Linked DNA regions of Homo sapiens: region 1 is linked to region 2. The links are chromatin loops, found by intact Hi-C in ENCODE. Cell type or tissue: GM12878. All regions are shown on one strand.

Region 1 (2,500 bases), 80 kb before region 2:
TAAAAAGTAATAAAAAGAATTTAAAAAGTTATTTATGGAGTGTTTGATAGATGTCAGACCCTGTGCTGAGTACTTTTTATGGTTTATCTTACTTAGGTTTACAATTAATCTATGCAAAACATGGCCATCAGTAATTCAGTAATTCTAATTATCAGTAATTCTAATACACACAAATATATACATGCTTGCATGTATATGTGTGCATATACACAAACATATATGGACAGCTATATATATGTGCATACAGAATACATAGGTAGGTGTGTACATGTATATATATCTTAGCAAGTAAGCGCCCCATCATCTTTGACTTAATTAACGGGCGTGAAACACCCAAGCATCATGCCTGTTCACCAACTGTCTTCATGAACTGACAGTCAAGTAGGCAAGCAGGATGAAAAAGACCTAAATCCTCAAACTGGCAAGTTACTGCATGCTTCAAAATGCTATTTATAGGGCGGGGGGTGGTGACAGAAGGGAATGGTTAGTGGTTGGATTGCTCGGAAATATGAGAGAGAGAGAATGTTCAGCTAGAATGTGCAAGAAAGATTACTGATACTCAAATACAGTTTTAAAATGGGGGCCACAGTCTATAAAAAATGGAAATGTAGGAAAAAGAGGATCGGTCACCCAGTTAACTCAAGGCTATACATCTACATCTGCATGGGCAAAAGGAAATTCATGACTGGCCCCATTTTGAGACTTAAAGCAAAAACAATGGAAATAAATGATAGAAACAAATATTCAATAGTCTGTGGCCTTCAACTTCTTTGTAAACTGCCCTCCCATCAGTAAACATTCAACACACAGCCCTACATATTTCTGTATTAATACACTGGGTATATGATAAAAATAGCCACAGACATACTTTTAAAAACATGACTATATCTGTTCTTACATTTTCTTCCCACATCCCCCTTTGGAAGCCCGTCTAAGGGTCTCAGAAGCAGAACATCAGCATCCAGGAGGGATTTCCCACCCCACTAGGTGGCGCTTGGCGCCACATAAGTAGAACCACAGCGTCTATCAGTAAGATGTTATGGAAGTTACGGTAAAGACATCCTTTTACCCACAAATGTAATCAGCAACTCTATCAGGACTTACGAGACTTCAATTCCATTAACCACCTGCCCCTGTCTATCTAATTCTGCCCTAGTGTTCTTGTTCAAATTGTCTTCACCTTTGGGCCCTAAACAGAAATGCCAGTCCTATATAGTTAAATTATACCTGTCCAAAAACAGTGCCCAGCGGGAAGCAATTTGAGTTTAAGTGCAGCTCCACTCCCGGGAAGTAGGTTGAGAGCACCAAAGTTTATACACAAAAGGAAGGAAATTGAGCACAGCTTGGGGGTCTGGGCTTTCCTTACTAAAGTGATCCCTGTAATAACAGTCCCTGGTGTCACAAAGGAAGATGTGGTGCTTCCCAAACTGCTCTGCAAGCCAGTTGCTTCAAAAGTATTCCAGGGATGCGGACTCCTGGGTCCCAGAGATTGAGCAGTTGACTTTGCCTCTCTGATCTCACCTTTATCTCTGAGTTAACCCATCATCTTTAAGATGGAGCTGCTAATACTAGCCTCATAGAGGTGATGTGAAGATTCAAGGGAATAAAGGAAGCATTTAATTTGCATTTGCTGCTTAATAGATGTGACTTCCCTTCCTCCTTCCCCTCCACCCCTTACTGAATGACATTGTCGGGATACCAGTGACTTCATCTTGAGCCCTTCTTCCTAAGATCCTCCTCACTCCCTCCTTGCCTGTCATTCCCTTTGTGGGCCTGCCCTCATGAGCAGGAGCCAAAGTTGGGATTACTTTAAAATGCATCTTCTCCATTCAGAACATGCTTCCTGTGTTCTGTTTTCTTAGGTGGCCTGTTCTGGAGAGTTGATCATCTCACAAATTAATCCATCACAATGTGTTAATGGACAGGAGTGATGTGTTGAAACAACCCTTGGAACGTTGTAAATTAACTGGGAATTTTAGTTACAATGCCTCAATCCAAAGGCAAAGAAATCAATCATGAGAAAAGTAGGCCCAGAAGAGAGATGGGAGCTATAAACTGTTTTATTTAATGCATGTCACCTGTTACTAAGTTCTGTTTGGTGGGCCTCCATCTGGACCTGGTGCAGGGATGTAACCACCATCCCAGGGTGATAGCAGGACAACAACCTAGTTCTGGCTCCCAAAACAGCCCAAGCAATCTTCTCAGCAGTGTGGTCCCCCTGGATAATGGGCCTCAGATATGGTTCATGGAGATGTTACTACAAACTTCTTTTGCTCAAGTCAACTCATGCAATTCACTGTTATGAAATCCCCTGGAATCAATGCCTCATGGTTTTGCCTTGGCCAGTGAGAAGTAAAGCAGCCATGTGTCATACAAGAGCAATATGGCTTCCTAGTTAGCCGTCTCTGTCTAGTTTTACCCTCAGTAGTTGCCACTGGCCAGAAGAATATTGAGAGCCATTTTCTGTTTGTGGGAGCCGCTGTCTGGCTCATCTTTGCTC
Region 2 (2,500 bases):
TCCAGCCTGGGCGACTGAGCGAGACTCCATCTCAAAAAACAAACAAACAAAAAAACACGTACAGTTCTATTATCTACATGCCAATGTCATAAAAGCCACTCAAACTCCAGGTAAGGAAAGCTACTTTCTGGGAACATGAGACAGGTTTTCCCAAGACACATGAACACCTCGCACAAAATGTCCACATACATTACCGTCTGCTTATTTGGTAACGACTAGGCAGATTTGGGCATGACAGGATACCAATCCACAGCCCAGCACTGGGAAGCACTGCCCTTTGTGGTGGAAGTTCTATACCGGAGAAGTTAAAGCAGAACCTGTTTTCATCTCTCTGCCAGGTGGCGCCTGTTCTCACGAGCCTGCTCACAAGCAGACAGCAGGGTAGGCATGGAAGTGGGACTGGGAAAGAAGGTGAGCTCTGTGGTTCTTGGCAGTGGGGGACACAGACATCTCACTTGAGTGGGGAGCCCTAGCCACTAAAAGGTATCCAATGGTAATGTCAGAAGAAGAAGATAAGAGAAAATACCCCTGCAAACAGCTTCCTGGGTTGTTAGAACGCTATGATTTCCTGAAAAAGCTATAGGTAACTCTTCTTTTCCTTGTATATCATGGAGACCTAATACATACTCCTAACAAATGATGTTGACACAACATACCACACTGAAATCTTAGGCAGAAAAAGGCAGAACGAAAATTATATACATACAGTTTTGGATTTCTTCTGGGCACATATTTACAATCTTTTCTCTGTGGGTGCATGTGCCATATCAGCTCCCCCAGGAGAGACAGATACATAGTACACCAAATTATTCATAGTGGCATCACTGGTTGAGATATAAAGTGTTAAGATTTTCTTCTTTCTACTTTCCAAATTTCCTATAGAGCATCTTCAAAGATTATGTAATCAGAAAAAAAGTTAAATCTGAGTTATCTAGTTTTACCCTCTTCCCATACCACTTTTAGGTTGACACTTGCTATCTCAGCAGTGGTAGGTAGGTTTCTTAGGTTTAATTTTCTTTCCGTGGTCAACCCAACCAAGCTACAAAGCCTACCCAAGAGTGACCTCCTGTGGCAACATTCAGTTTTACCCGGAACGAGTCAAGCTTCAAAGCTTTTTCTAAAGCAACAAGCTCCAATTGGTCAGACAGAAATTTACAGTATTTTATTTTGCTAACTATGACCTTTTGCATCAAGCAAAGAAGTCACAGATAATGTCAACTGCATATGTCATGTATTACCCGCAAGGCTGTTCTGAGGAGACTGTCAGTTGGGGGCTAGAATATGAGGATGACAATAATGTGTAGCAGAAACACTTGGAAAAGAGAAAGGAGGTGACAAAAATTCTGAAATGTACTTCCCTAAAAAGCTTGATTTTCCTGGCAGAGGGAGCAGGGGTGATTGAGTGCAGACTGCTTGAAAGGAGGTCTCAACAAAACAAAACAGCATCTCAACCCCAGCCATTTATTCTGTTTACTTTATTCTGCATTTTTTTAAAAGTAGGAGTTGGCAAATAGCTATCTATTTGAAATGGGGAACTCTGTATATGATGAAAGATGCCATTTCAAATCAATAGAGGTGGATTATTTAATAAATAGTTTTGGAAAAACTAGACAGTAGAGTCGGGGGTGGGGGGGCTGGATTCTTATTTCATTCTTTATTCCAAAATAAATTTCAGATGGAAGTAAACTTGGGACATTAAAAAAGAAAAAAATATACAGAATCATGGGAGAAGACAAATTTTAAGAGAAGGATGACTCCTACATAAACTCAGAAGCCATAATGTGAAGAAAAAATAAACCTGACTACGTAAGAAGGTTTTTAAAGTCCTGCAGAGAATAAAAATACAAAATAGGAGAAGAAATGAAAAAACTTGGAGAAATATTTGCAACACACATGAGAAACAGCTGTGATCTCGTCTATGCAAAACTGTAGACAATCCACAAGAAACGTCCCAGCCAAGAGAACAATAGGCAAAAGATTTGAATAGAGACCCATCTCATGGAAAATCAACATACCCTGGTGAGGGCACTACCCTCACCCACAGCAACCAGAGCTCACAGGAAGAGGATGCCATAGATCACCTACCTGATCTGGAAGTAAACTGCCTGATAACCCACTGTGTGAGCAAGGCTGTGTAGAAAGTCACTGGCATCCATACATGATGGAATGTCAACTGGTATATTTTTTGGAAAAGACCATATTTTGGCACTGCCCATCAAACCTAAAATGGCTCATGCCTTTTGACTCGGCAATTCCACTTCTAGGAACGTATCCTACTAGCACACGTGTACAAAATGTCAAAGCAACGATATTGCTTCACAACTGCATTTAAGAGTGCAAACAACGGCACCTACAAATGGGGAAGAGGGGGCCTGACTGGTCACAGGAGCTGTGGTACATGCACACAAGGGAATATTGCACAGCTGCACAACACGACTATGGAATCATTGTTAAGATACAGCAAGTGAGTTTTTCAGAAAAGCACAGTGAAGAACTGTGT

The links. A loop is a pair of places that touch in the nucleus more often than their neighbours do. Peaks named below come from ENCODE experiments on the same cell type or tissue, not always from the same donor. Only the 100,000 strongest peaks of a DNase experiment are listed, where the experiment ranks them.
Region 1: a loop joins it to region 2, with 11 times the contacts of the local background. A loop is called at or near these places in 77 of 110 quality-filtered maps.

What each region holds. Positions count from the first base shown.
Region 1 is chrX:12,892,757-12,895,256 of GRCh38, reverse strand. No RefSeq gene overlaps it. Among named protein-coding and RNA genes, the nearest start is that of TLR8, 13 kb to the left of the region's middle. In GM12878, a CTCF peak has its summit at 983 (motif pointing right); a DNase peak (open chromatin) is centred at 1,055; H3K27ac peaks cover 1,239 bases.
Region 2 is chrX:12,813,195-12,815,694 of GRCh38, reverse strand. The region is part of intron 4 of PRPS2 (phosphoribosyl pyrophosphate synthetase 2); the gene reads right to left. Among named protein-coding and RNA genes, the nearest start is that of PRPS2, 23 kb to the right of the region's middle. In GM12878, a CTCF peak has its summit at 1,072 (motif pointing left); a DNase peak (open chromatin) is centred at 1,064.